Linked DNA regions of Homo sapiens: region 1 is linked to region 2. A link is a contact called in ENCODE Hi-C or POLR2A ChIA-PET data. All regions are on one chromosome and are shown on one strand. The core of a region is the stretch at or near the end of the contact, and the rest is flanking DNA. Distances in the headings are between cores, read along the strand shown.

Region 1 (6,827 bases), core at 1,093-3,592, 200 kb after region 2:
CTGGCTGGGGAGACAGTGTGGCAGAGGCAGGGTGCCTTGCTCCCCTTCCTATGTTGCTGTCCTGGGCTTTCATGCTCCACAGGATTTTCCTGCTACCCTGGTGCTCTCCAGTGTACTTCTTTAGTGATTTCAGTCAAAATATAGTTGTTTATTCATTATTTTGGTCCCGTGTGTGTGTGTGTGTGTGTGTGGTGGGGGGTGCAGGAAATGAGTGTCAAGTAATTCTAGTCAGCCATTTTGCTGGCCTGTGTAATTCTCTTTGGATCAGCACACTGGATGCCAGTGATTTTTTTTTTAAGCAGATTTGATCTAACATGTTATACTTTCTTCTGTGTTGTAATCTCGCTATACATTTGTGTCTCCAGATTATCTTTGACAATAAAGCTCACAGTGGCAAAATCAAAATCTATTTTGACAGTGATGCCAAAATTGAAGAATGTAAAGACTTGAACATATTTGGATCTAGTAAGTATGCTATATACTTGCCCATGGGAATTATAGATGATTTTTAACACTTTATTTTGTGGCTTGGGGTATTTAAATGGTTTGTTTGCATGATAATAGGAAGAAAACCGCCTCGAGCATTAGATCCTGTAAAGAATATCCCAAAGCCTTGTATTTTTGTTTAATTCAGCAAATGTTTATTATATGCCTCTTAGAAGAGGTAGCATGACTCAGTGGTTAGGAGCTTAGCTCTGGAGCCAGATTGCCTGGGTTTCGGTCCCAGTTCTGTTTACTGTGCCTGTGATCTTGTACAAGTTACTTAACCTGTCTGTCTCAGTATCTTTCTATGTAAAATGAGAGTAATAGTATAGGTTGAACATCCCAAATCGGAAAAATCTGAAATCAAAATGCTCTAAAATTTGAAACATTTGAGCACTGACATGACCAAAGCTCAAAGGAAATGCTTATTGGAGCATTTTGGATTCTGAATTTTTGGATTTCGGATGCTCAACCTGTAAGTATAATGCAAGTATTCCAAAATCAAAAGAAATCTGAAATACTTTTGGTCCCAAATCATTCTGGATAGGGCATACTCAGCCTAAACTTACCTTCCAGGATATTGAATATTAAATGAATTAGTATATAAAGCAAAGCACTGAACACAAGAGTTGGCACATATTAATTGCTAGGCATTATGGGAAAAGGAAGAAAATGCCTTAGTGAGAGAGACTGACGTGCTTATAAAATCTGTGATGTGTTATGGAGAGAAATAAGGGTATACATACAAAAAGTATGAGGAGAAAAAAAGCAAAGGTAATAAGTTTGAGTGGGGCAGAGTAGGAAAAGAAATGATTCTTGGAGAAGGTATGCTTTGATCTGAGCCTTGGACAGTGGGGAAGGATCAGGGCCTTCAGAGCCCAGACAGCAACCGCTGCAAATGCTGAGTCATTTACTCAGTCATTGCTCAAAAAACATCTCTTAATCCACATGTTTAAAATGGGCTACTGCTGAGCACAGTGGCTCACACCTGTAATCCCAGCACTTTGGGAGGCCTACGCGGGTGGATCACTTGATGTCAGGAGTTCAAGATCAGCCTGGTCAACATGACAAAACCGCGTCTCTACTAAAAACACAAAAATTAGCCGGGCATGGTGGCACATGCACCTGTAATCCCAGCTACTTGGGAGGCTGAGGCAGGAGAATTGCTTGAACCTGAGAGGCAGAGGCTGCAGTGAACCGAGATCATGCCACTGCACTCCAGCCTGGGCAACAGAGTGAGACTTTGTCTCAAAAATAAGTAAAATAAATAAAAAAATTAAAATAAAATAAAATATCATGGGCTACCTATGGAACCTGTTCTGTTTGCTCAGTAAAGAATTAGGATGATGTTAATGATGGATGCTCAGTGTTTTTTATTTTGCAGATTTTGTTTAAATGACTTTCCTTTTGACCAGGTTATCAGAATGAAATAAAATGTAAAATACCTGTGGCTTCTGTTTTATATTTGTTTTAAAGTATATTTGATTTGTGGCCTGCTGCTTTTCAGATGTATAATATGTCCTGACGATTGAAGTTTTGGTTTCAATAATTTCACTGACTGACTTAAGCCACCGATTATAGTTTCAGTTTCTGTTAAAAAGTGGTTACTATTCCCCAGCATACACCACTCTCTTACAGATACGCAGAGATCAGGGGCATATTTTCTAAGTCCAAGTATAGGTTGCCAATTTTCTGTGAAAAGAAACTAACCTTTGTCAAATATGTGATTTGGAATATCATTATAAAGATCAAAATGATGGAAATTTCCAAGCTAGTCAGTCAAATGCATTTCCAGAACAGTGAGTTTTTCCTTCCGCCTGCTGCCCTCCTTGCAACGTTAGGGGTTTTCCTTGCTTGTGCTCAGAAGAGAGTATCTCTAGCCCCCTCCTGTGGCCAATGAGGAGAAACACAAGCCTCCTAGACCACTGGGTAAAAGCTCTTTTAAGATTTACATATTCTCCTAGAGCTGTGTCTTAAGAAACCAGGTTCTATCACTAGGAGAATGTGAATTTAAAATAAGATGATGTGATGTGAAAGCCTTAAAAAACTTATGTTTGGAAACCATCTTAGGAAATGGACTTTTTCCCCTATATGAAGCTGTCTGGTGGATTGAGATTGCCTTGGCTTTGGGGGAAGTGGGCAAGGACAAGGGCGACATCTGGTGGGACACTTACACTATTTCTAACAGTTCAGAGGCTCATTCACACCCACACGCTTACCCCCAGGCTCCTCTCTCCTTTGTCATTACCCATATTGAAGCAAATGCAGGTGAATGTCCATTTTCACATACAAACCTCATGCTGCCTTTTGTGACTCCGAAGTCCCCTCTCTAAATGTGCCATGTCTTCATTTAACTTGGTTTCATAAATATAGGAATTTGGAGATGAGGGGCTTGGGGAGGAATTGGGGGACTCCTTCTTGGCGGGATTCCCCAGTGATGGGTGATATAGATGTTTTTTTTCTTTCTTTCTTTCTTTCTTTTTGAGACAGAGTCTCGCTCTGTCTCCCAGGCTGGAGTGCAGTGGCACGATCTTGCTCACTGCAACCTCCACCTCCTGGGTTCAAGCAATTCTTCTGCCTTAGCCTCTCAAGTAGCTGGGACTACAAGCACACCCCACCACGCCCGACTATTTTTTGTATTTTTAGTAGAGACAGAGTTTCATCATATTGGCCAGGCTGGTCTTGAACTCCTGACCTCATGATCTGCCCGCCTCGGCCTCCCAAAGTGCTGGGATTACAGGCGTGAGCCACCGCGCCTGGCCAAGATGTTCATAAAATACATATTTTTAGCATACCATAGAACTAGTCTTCTCAGTAATTCAAAGAAAAACAGAATCCTATACTGGATTCTGTTAGGAGGACTGGTTTCTGTTTCTAAGCCTGCTTGTTTTCCCATCTGTAAACAAGGTCCAATGCAAACTGTCTTAGAGATTTGTGTTCTAGTTTTATGTCAGAAAGGAAGGTACTAGATGCTGTCCTTGCATTTCATAAGATTTTCAGTCTTATCTTCCCAAGAGCTGCCTCTGTTTCCTCTGCCCCATTCCATGGATCCAAGGGGAAAAAAAATCTTGCATTATGATAGAGCTAAGTTGTTTTCTTACCTACCCATTAGATGATACCTCAAGATAACTTTCTTGAGTGTAAATGGCTAAGGGTAAATGTAAGTGCTAGGCACTGGGCACTACTGTAACAAGCACTTCACACAGACTGTTCCACCTGATTCTCATGGCAGCCTCAGGAACCAGTACGCTTGCCCTCCCCATTTTGTAGGTGGGACATCTGAAGCTTAGTAAGATGAAATCATTTGCTCAGAGAGTTGCATTTACCAGCTGGCTGTCTCTGCTCGCCACCCATTGTAGGAGCTGCTTTGCCCTCAGACACTCATGCCAGTGTCACCCACATCTTTGCATTACTAAGTCCATAGACACTCTGGCATTTCTCTTCAATGCTGTCTCTGCAGAGGTGTTGCTGTGGAAGACTCTGACCGCAGTCTGTTCTCTGAGGGTCGCCTGTCCCTGGTTCTGTTTGCTTCTCCTCTGGCCTTTCTGCTCCATCCCATTCCTGAGCTCATCTCCTTTTCTAATTCTCAAACATTGCTCCCCATCCCCGACGCTGTCCTTCCCAGTGGTCTCTCTGAGGGGCCGTCACTCCCATGGCTTTAACTGCCACTGAATAGTCTTCTCTTGTCATGAATATCCAGAGTAAACTCAGTTTGCCCAAGACAGGGAACCAGGAATCATTCTTGGTTGTCCTTCTTCCTTATTCCCCAAGTCCAGTTAGAGACCAGGCCATGACTCTCTCCATCTCTTACGATTCTGTGCCCTCTTTCACTCTGCCGCAACTTAGCTCAGACCAACATAAGTTCTAACTTAGATTATTCAGTGGTCTTATGTTCTGCTTGATTCTCTTCATTAATTTGAAAGTATACTGAAGCATTATACTAAGCACAGGTGCTGTATTCAACACTACTGTCTTAGTCCGTTTTCTGTTACTTGTAACAGAATGCCTGAAACTAGCTAATTTATAAAGAAAAGAAATGCATTCTTTCAGTTCTGGAAACTGAGAAGTCCAAAGTCGGAGCCCCACTTCTGGTGAGGACCTTCTTGCTGGTTGGGAGTCTCTGTGGAGTCCCAAGGCAGTGCAGGGCATCACATGGTAAGGGGGGTGAGCATACTAGCTCAAGTCTCTCTTCCTCTTCTTAAAAAGCCACTAGAGCCATTCCCTTGATAACCCATAAATCTATGAGTGGATTAATCCATTTATGAGGGCAGAGACCTCATGACCCAATCACCTTTTAAAGGCCCTCCCTCTCAATACTGTCACATTGGGGATTAAATTTCAAATGAGTTTTGGAGGAGACAAGTAACTCAAACCGTAGCAACTACCTATGGGCCCTGCTTCAGAGAGCCTGTCACTTGATGGGGAAGATGGACACTTAATGATAAAATAGTAACCACTGTAAGTGTTTGCTATTATTATTTTCCTGGGGCTGTTTCATGGGCTCTTTGTATATGAACTTGCATAATTTTCACAATAGCCCTATGATGTAGGTATTTTTTAATTCTACCCACTTTTCAGAGGAGGAAACTGAGGCACAGGGGTTAAGCAACTTCCTCAAGGCTCTACAGCTTCTGAGTACAGAGCTGAGATTCAGAGCCAGGCTGTCGGGCTCCAGAGACCATGTTCTTTCCCATTCTACACTGTCTCTGTGCTCCATGCTGTGCTGCCTTTGCAGATGTAATGAAAGGTCAGTGTCTGTTGTGCAGAGGAAAGTAAAGGAGCTCTGGGTGTGTGTAGTAACCAAGAACCATGAAAGTATATAGGAGAGGGCTAATAGAGATGAGAATTTAAGGAATTCTTTTCTGAGATGGGAGATTTTTCATTTGGAACTTGAGGCTGAAAATAAATAAGCTGAGCCATGCATGTGGGAGAAGTGCTGTTCCAGGCAGACAGATCAGCATGTGCAAAGTCCCTGAGGTGAGAGCAGGAAAGAAGGAAGATCAGTGTGGCTGTAGGGTGAAGAAGGTGGGGGTCAGGCAGAAGAGAGCTGGGCTGGGATTGGAGACACTACCGTGAAGTCTGAGAGAAACTAAGGTTAGATTCATCTCCTTCCCATACATTCTTCTTGCTGCTGTGTGCTCCAAACCAAAAATCTGATTACCACTCCCCTCCTTGCTTCTGTTCCAAGAAGTAATTTTCTCTACATACAGAGAAGGCTTATAAGATTGGCACTATGTCCTGGGAAAGTGCACAGTGAGGTTGAGAAGCAGAAGTGGGGATTCTGAGTGGTGGTGTTTTAATTTGTTTGTTCTCTTATTAATGGTGAACTTGATGTCTCTGCTTTTATGTGAAAGAACTCAGAGTAGGTCAGCAGTTTTGCCTTTTTTTGAATGGAGCCCAAATGGATCACTTTCTGTTGAATTCTATTCTACAGTAAATATTTATATATAAATTTGAGTGAATTTATTAGCAGCTCACATAGTTTTTGCTTTTGTTTTTGTTTTTTGTTTTTTGTTTTGAGACAGAATCTCGCTCTGTTGCCCAGGCTGGAGCGCAGTGGCACGATCTCGGCTCACTGCAAACTCTGCCTCCCGGCTTCATGCCATTCTTCTGCCTCAGCCTCCCAAGTAGCTGGGACTACAGGCGCCTGCCACCACACCTGGCTAATTTTTTTGTATTTTTAGTACAGACGGGGTTTCACCGTGTTAGCCAGGATGGTCTTGATCTCCTGACCTCGTGATCCGCCCACCTCAGCCTCCCAAAGTGCTGGGATTACAGGCGTGAGCCACCGTGCCTGGCCCAGCTCACATGTTTTTAAATGTATAGCTTTATATCAGGGAATGTTTTGCCTTACATATGTACTTCTGAATGAATGCGGTGTGATTTGTTTCTGATATTTACCATTTTGTTTTAACAATAGACAAAACATTTATTGTTTGAACTTCTTTTCACACTGCCATTTTGTTTGGAAATTATTCTCCGGTAAGGTGTGTTTAACATTTGAATTCTGTTTTATTCCTCAGCTCAGAAAAATGCTCAGTATGTCCTGGTGTTTGATGCATTTGTCATTGTGATTTGCTTGGCATCTCTTATTCTGTGTACAAGATCCATTGTTCTTGCTCTAAGGTTACGGAAGGTAAGAGTGTGTTCGCATTCTCTTCCTGCCCTCTTGGCCTGCGCCCTCAGTTTGCCCAAGCAGTGGACCACCGATATTGTGCACCTGCCTTTTTTGGAGACCTTTGACTAAATCAGATTCCTTTGAGTAGTTGCCCGCTATGAGGCATTCATCAGCCTGAGGTGTAGGAAGTGAGTAAAGGCTCTGAGTATGTCAAGTGGGATCAGAT
Region 2 (7,663 bases), core at 4,405-6,904:
GCATCCAGTTTTGCAGTAGTCCAGGCTAGAAAGATTCGGACAAGGATAGAAACAATAGAGATGGTGAGATATGGTTGGATTCTGGATATATTTTGAAGCAGGAGCTAAAAGAATCTGCCAGTGGACTATGAAAGGAGTAGGGCCTGAGCAGCTGAATGATGGAGCGCCATCAAATGAGATTGAAATGACTCCATGTTTTTTCAGTGAGTTCCTTCTATTGGACGTTGGTGTTGTTAATATAGTAGTTATTAAAATGTCTTATAATGTCCTGTTAACGATTAGTACTAATGCCTCTGTACTTGGTGATGGTGCTCATAGAGTTACTACTAGAATAAGAAGGCCAGAAGAGGTTGCAGTGAGCCGAGATTGCGCCACTGCACTCCAGCCTGGGCGACAGAGCGAGACTCCGTCTCAAAAAATAAAAAATGAAAAATAAATAACTGTCTGGAAAATTTTAGATTATGTAGCTTTACATGTTAGGGACCCTAAAGAAACAAGGTTGAGTACTGGTAGGGTCCCTGAAAAGAATTTAGTTTCCAGACCACAGATTGAGTTTGATGGTTAAGATTTTATAAATTAAATATATCAATTTTTAGGTACTTTGGTATGATAAAGTTGTATTATGATTAATAATAACAAGTCTTAATTTGAGGCTTACTCACTTGAGGACTTTGGTACAAAAATGCTCTTTTGCTGTTTTTCCTGACCAATTTTCACTCTGAATGCAAAAGGGTCATATGTGATAAACACTGAAGTGCCACAAGTCAGATTTCTTGATTGCATTCTGCCTCAGCCTGAAATGGACTTGCTAACTCAGGCAGAAATTGAATTTGTTGAGAAAATAGTGTATCAAAGGGAAGACTTTGAGGGTGCTGAAAGTCTTTTATATTTTGGTCTAGGTGGTGGTTTCATAGGTGTTTACATATCAGGTTGCATACTTAAGATTTGTGCCCTTTATATGTCATACCTCTTTTTAAATTTTTTTTAATGGGCAAGCTTGAGAAATAGACTTGGAAAAGAAACAGAAACTAAGAGAGGCTAGGTCGTCAGAATGACAGCAATCAAGGCCATACCTGGTTATGACACTGCTGTTGCTGTCACTGTCACTAAGCAGCCTCATGTACTCCCCACTGGAGTTAGTTAGAAAACATCCTCATTCTCCATTACTCCTGATTCACAGTCCCAGACAGAAGCATGAGATTGTACTCCAGCTTCCAGGAGGCAGAGAGGAATTAGCTTGCATCCTTTCTTAGAATTTACATAGTAAGTAGATTCTATGATCGCAGAAGGAGATTTGGATGCCGAGCAGGCAAAACAGTGACAAATATACACAACACTTTCCTAATCATCTGAACCCTGTTGCTCCAAAATTGGAGTCTTTCTTACCCTGTCCCCCCTGTATATCCCAGCCATCAACAGGTCTAAGTGCTGTGTGTCTTAAACTGCATTGGAGTTTGTCACTGCTAATACCCTAGTCCAAGCCACCATCATCCCTCAATCTCATATTTCCTCTCTGCTATCACTCTCCCCTCTCTACACCCACGATCCAGTCTATTCATGGAAGCTACTATGAAAAAGATATACTGCATCATTTCCTAGGCCTTCTCCCTTGCTCCCTGGCTCTAGCAACACTGGGGACCCTCATTGCTGTCTGAGGCTCTCTGCTCTTGCCATTGCCCCTGTCTGGAAAGCTCTTTATCCAGATGTTACTTAAGCAGTTCCTTTTTGTCATTCGCTTCTCTGCTCAAATGTCACTTCAAAGAGCCTGCTTCTGAACAGCCTGCTCTGAGAATAAGGGGAAGAAGCAGATGGAGATTTCTGGGTTTTTTTGTAATAAATGCTATTAATAAATACTTATGGTACTATCTGACTAAACTGCAGATATTTATCACTTTGGTAAATGTTTACATTTAAACCAAATTTAAGAAGAAAAATGTTTAAAAAACTACACCCACATCCATTGTCACTTTTTGTCTATCACCTGGGCTTCAAGGCTTTATCATTATCTGAAATTATCTCATTTATTTATTTGTTTATTCATTTATTGTCTATGTCCACTCCTGTAGAATGTAATCTCCATGGCAGCAGGGACTTTGTATAACAATCTAGTTCATTGCCATATGCCTAGGGACTATAACATAGAAGCTGTTCAATTAATTGTTAATCAATGAATAACTGTAATAAGATACTTGAGAATGGTTGTCTTTTTGTTAGGAAAAGACTAAGTACTATAATCGCAATGTCTACATAATTTTAAAAATATTCACTCCTGAGTAATAAATTATTTGTGGTTAAGAGAGTAATGTTATCTCTTTTTTAAAAATGGCTTGTCTTTTTTATAGTTAAAGTGGTCTTGGGAAAATTAATGACTACAAGTCGGTGGGTAAATTTGGGGTGATTTTTTGTAGCATTTCTTTGCTGCAGAACACAGTCGAAACAATTATTTATGTGATATGTGTATGAAAATGCACATCTCACCATGACAAAGAAACATCTTTAAGAAATATTTTGTTAAAATGCATCATTTCTTTATAGAAATCATAAAGAGCAAAATATATCCTCTTAATTTTGACCTAATTTACTTCATATGCACTTTCTCTAGAACTGGAAAAAACTATTTTTCATTTTGTTAAAACATTTTCATAAACTTGAATGAACCCTATAAGTAGAACTCTTCCTTATTAGAAAAAATAGCAGAGAAACCACTTTGAGGGACAGGCACTACATTTAATGTTTTTATTTTCCTCAATGTCAAGTGCTTGTTTTAAGCAATGAGAAAATGCGTAAACATTGCCCTTGGGTTGGGTTAACTTCATTCTTATTTGTTTCATAAGGCCACTTGACATGCTTTTAAGTTATTTGGGTTAATCTGGCTTTCTTGCTTAATGGAGGTATAGATGTAGTAGAAACTTGGTGTTGCCCTCTATATTCTATATACTTTGGAAATTCCACTCTTCAAAATAATTTTCCAAAGAGAGTTTAAAATTTCAACTTTAGAAAAGTGCAGTACACATTTAATGAAGAAACAGGAAAGCCCCTCACATTCAAGACTTTTTTGTGTGAAAGTTATGAAACAGCATGCCTGCAGCTCACATTTTTTTCACAGCTGCAGATATTGAACGGTGACCCCTTGTTCTTGACCTTTGTTCAAGAAACGAGATGCAGGTTGCCAGCCTGTTTGCGTCTGTTTTTGCCTTTTCTCCCCCTGTGGCCATTGTAAAACCCACTCTTTAACCTAAGAGCAAGTTTGAATCGTTAGGTAAGTGAAAACTACTTGTCTAGGCTGGTAGATAAGAAATGTCAGAGCATAAAGTGCCATCTGTCCAAGGTTATAAATCTACATTTGATCTGTACTCTATATCAAATTCACCTATAAAGCCAAGGAAATATACATAAAAGAAGCCATACCAGTGTCTTTTCCCTCAACGTTTATGAACACTTTCAACTTTATAGAAAAATTGAAAATTTTATGGTGAATACCCATATATCTAGCATCCAGATTCTATAATTTATAAGCTTTTTGTTATATTTGCTCAATCACATATCTATCCATTATTTGTCATATTTTTTTGTGCATTTCAAAGTAAGTTGCAGGCATCAGGACATTAGGAAAAGACTAAGTACTATAATCGCAATGTCTACATAATTTTAAAAATATTCACTCCTGAGTAATTATTTGTGGTTAAGAGAGTAATGTTTTATCTCTTTTTAAAAAACGACTTGTCTTTTTTTTATAGTTAAAGTGGTCTTGGGAAAATTAGTGACTACAAGTCAGTGGGTGGGTAAATCAGGATATTTCACAGTAAGTGTCATTTTGGAAGCCAAAAAAAAAGATTCAATTGTTGGTGAACTTTGTGTGATTATAATTAACCTCTAAAAGATTTGTGGTATTAGTTCATCACAAATCTTAGAATTCATCACTGTTAGAACCAACATTGCTATTAATAGCTTCTAAAAAGTAATGAATATTTTGTATTCATTTGTATACAAGTAATGAATATCTTGTAATTATTTCTTTTTTTTGAGATGGAGTCCTGTTCTGTCACCCAGGCTGGAGTGTAGCGGTGTGATCTCGGCTCACTGCAACCTCTGCTTCCCGGGTTCAAGCAATTCTGTCTCAGCCTCCTGAGTAGCTGGGATTACAGGCACGTGCCACCACACCCAGCTAATTTTTGTATTTTTAGTACAGCTGGGGTTTCACCATGTCGGCCAGACTGGTCGTGAACTCCTGACCTTAGGTATATCTTGTAATTCTTACCAAATTACTTTTAGCTATCCTAGACTCCCATCATTCACAGACAACCTGCACAATTTCTACCATATTTAAATACTGTGTGTAATATTACTTTATTTTATCTAAAATTATTTTTTCAATTGAAAAAAATTGAAATGTAAAACTTCACACTGCTGCCATATATGGAAAACCAGTATCACTTGTCATTAACGAGTTAAACAGTTTTTTCTATACACTAAAATGAATTCACAACTATTGAGATAATTAAGGTGTGAGCTCTATGTACAGTTATGTACACCTTAACATGCATACCACACTTTGGGAAATACTGAGTTTAGTCTCTGCTATGGTCTGGATATGGTTTGTTTGTCTCCACCAAATCTCTTGTCAAAATTTAGTCCTCAGTGTGGTGTCTTGGGAGGTGAAAGTTGTTTGGGTCATGGAGGCAGATTCCTCATGAATAGATTAATGCCCTCCCTGGGAGGTGGAGTAAGGAGTGAATTCTCACTGTATTCATTCCAATACAGCCAGTTGTTAAAAATAGCCTAGCACTTCCTTGCACACTCTCCCTCCACCACCACCCCTTCCTCGCCACGTGACCTGTGCATACACTGTCTCTCCTTCACCTTCTCCTGTGAATGGAAGCAGCCAGCAGCCCTCACCCAATCTTGAACTTTCTGGCCACCAGAATCATGAGTCAAATAAACCTTTTTCCTTTATAAATTGCTTAGCCTCAGGTTTTCCTTTATAGCAACACAAAGTGGACTAAGACAATCTCCATCTTTTCTATCACAAATGTTGGGACACAAGAAAAGTCAAAGCTGCATTGAAAGTTGAACACACAGATAACACCAGTCTGTTTTCTTTTTAAGGAACAAAAGCACCATGTCTAGGTAAGACACTTGACTAATTCCCACCCGGAGCTGGCGATAGAGAGAGTGAAAGGTCTCCTATAGCAGGGTTGGGGAGGGTCTGTCTGCAGTCTGAGATTGTGTCCCAAATGGGGCCCATTCTTCATGAACCCTGTAGGTTCCACACTGGCAGGAACAGAGCTAAAGCCCAATTCTTACAGCCTGCATTTCTGCCTTGAGGACTTCTCAGTGCTGTTTCCCTGAACACATTTTTTTTTTTTTCATTTTGTTTCCTCTCACACTTTTAACCCTTTCCTACCAGCATATTTTCGCCTGAACTACCAACATAGGGTTGGTAGGAAACCACCAAAAATGTATCTTTCCTTCCTAAGATTAGAACCAGGGCATAGGAGCCAGACATAGAGATCAAAATACCAAATTTACTTTTGACAAAGGTAAGCTGGAGAATATGACTTGGGTCTATGGCCAAGTGGGCTTCTTCATATATCCTCTGTGATCTGATCATCCCCACCTAGTCACTGGTGGAGTTAATGAAAAAAGACCTCTCCTGGCATGGGCAGAGGCTGTCAGCACCATAAAAGTATGTATTACCAACAGGCTGGTGTGTGGTGAGAGAATGCAGAAGGCCCCTAGCCAAGCATGCTCAAGTTCTTCTCAATTCACTACTCAGATGAGTCATTCTTTGTGACTTGGGGAACAGTAAATTAGGGGTTTAAAGAGAAGCTGGAAGTGATTCTCTCATACTCTTTTCTCTTGAGAAGTAGCTAAATCCCCTCCCTTTTATGGAAATGGTAAAAGCACAGGATGTTATCCTCTAAAAATGACCACCTATTGCTTCCTCTTAATAAAGGACCAAATGTCACAAGATAAACTTTGGGACCCTTTTGTAAATGGAGCAGGAAGTGGAAATGCTGAACTGCACATAGGCAGTCAAAAAAAAAAAAAAAAAACCACACACACACATAAAGATTTTCCAGGTAATCACTAGGCAATTGCTGCCATGGGGCACCCAGTTAATTTGCAAAGTGGTCAAAGCAGCATATTCTCACCTCTTTTGGTAAATCCTTTCCCCTCAGGCCCCAGTGGCCATGTGCCACCTCTGGCTGCCTTGGGCCTCAGATATCCCAAGCAGTCTTGCCTTTCCTTCCTGTGCCCAACAGAATCTGTCTCCTCCTTCTCTACCTCCAGGGAAATCTTGCCTTCCATTTGGTTTTACAATCTTGCCTGGAAGAATGTGCTCTCATCACCTGATTCAAATGCTAAAGTGTTAATGATGGATAGGGTTTATTTGTACTTTATTTTAAAATGGGAGCATATTAAACTATGCCTAAGAAAGTACTGGAAGTATTCCTTAGGTTCTGTTGGTTCTTTTTGCTAACTGTGGGGTCCCTCGATGCTCCTGCTACAGTTCCATGTTATGTTCACTTCTGAAAGACTGTTGGCTTTTGTATTAGCCATCTCAACTTCTCAGGTCTACTTTCAGCTTCAGCCAGTAGGGAACAGTACTTAAGCCATTATCAGCCATATCCTTAATGCATTTAAACAGGGCCTAGGTCACAAGGAGGTTGTTGGGCTTCTAACAAATCACCTAGTGGAAATTTTATGAAAGTCAGAATTGCATATGTAAATTTTTAAAATATACATACACATACGAAGGACTAACCAAAACAACTTTGAAAAAGAACAGAGTTGGAGGACCAACATTATCTGATTTTAAGGTGACTTATAAAGTGACAGTAATCAAGATGGTATAGTAATGGCATCAAAATAGACAAATCAATAGAATAAAAGTTCAGAAATAGATTCATACATATACGGACAACTGATTTTTGATGAGACAATTCAGTGAAGAAAGAATAGTCTTTTCAACAAATGGTGCTGCAACAATAAAATATTTGCATGAAAAAAATGCTTTGATCCACATCTCATACCATATGTAAAAGTGAACTCAAAATACATAATAGACCTAAATGTAAAGCCTAAAAGTATAAAACTTCTAGAAGAAAACCTTGGATTATGCACAGATTTCTCAGATTGGTCACCAAAAACATGATACATAAAATTTTTTTTTTTTAATAAACTGAACTTCATCAAATTTACAAACTTCTGCACTTTGAAAGACCCTGTTGAGAGAATAAGAAGATGAACCACATTGGGAGTATATATTTGCATATATCTGATAATGGCTGGCATCTGGGATGTATAAAAAATTCCAAAACCTCAATAATAATTAAAAAAACACTCCCCTTGCTCCCTGCAATGAGCAAAATACATGAACAAACACTTCATGAAAGAGTATATATGAATGGCAAATGAAGACATGAAAATTAACCACTATCATTAGTCATTAGGAAATGCAAATTAAAACCACAAAAAGATACCACCACACAGCAATTAGAATGGCTAAATTTGAAAACAGTGACCCTACTGGCAAGAATGTGGAAGAAATGAGACTCTCATATACTGCAGGTGGGAATGTAAAATGGCACAACCACTTTTATTTAGTATTATCTTTAAAAAGTCAACATATACATACCACAGAATCCAGACATTCCAT

Evidence for each region. Hi-C counts contacts between places; a loop is a spot of excess contacts on that map. ChIA-PET counts read pairs that join two places held with the same protein, here RNA polymerase II (POLR2A). Pooled maps may share reads with other maps.
Region 1: a loop to region 2 is called in a map with no recorded cell type, with 5 times the contacts of the local background. The contact joins two enhancer-like sites. A Hi-C loop is called at or near these places in 3 of 37 single-sample maps with no recorded cell type and 9 of 50 pooled maps. POLR2A ChIA-PET finds 5 or more read pairs at or near these places in 4 of 52 experiments (AG04450, Panc1, activated B cell and 1 more).

What each region holds. Positions count from the first base shown.
Region 1 is chr1:84,940,671-84,947,497 of GRCh38, reverse strand. It overlaps MCOLN2 (mucolipin TRP cation channel 2), which reads left to right. Exons shown (of 14, transcript NM_153259.4): 7 at 366-465; 8 at 6,507-6,619. Among named protein-coding and RNA genes, the nearest start is that of LPAR3, 51 kb to the right of the region's middle. RefSeq lists an enhancer at 2,238-2,532. Within about 2 kb of position 2,342, at least 24 of the 41 ENCODE cell types and tissues checked have a DNase peak (open chromatin) inside an H3K27ac peak, as active enhancers do.
Region 2 is chr1:85,147,127-85,154,789 of GRCh38, reverse strand. It overlaps a transcript of SYDE2 not described here. Among named protein-coding and RNA genes, the nearest start is that of MIR4423, 17 kb to the right of the region's middle. RefSeq lists enhancers at 1,459-1,960, 5,835-5,964. Within about 2 kb of position 5,654, at least 2 of the 41 ENCODE cell types and tissues checked have a DNase peak (open chromatin) inside an H3K27ac peak, as active enhancers do.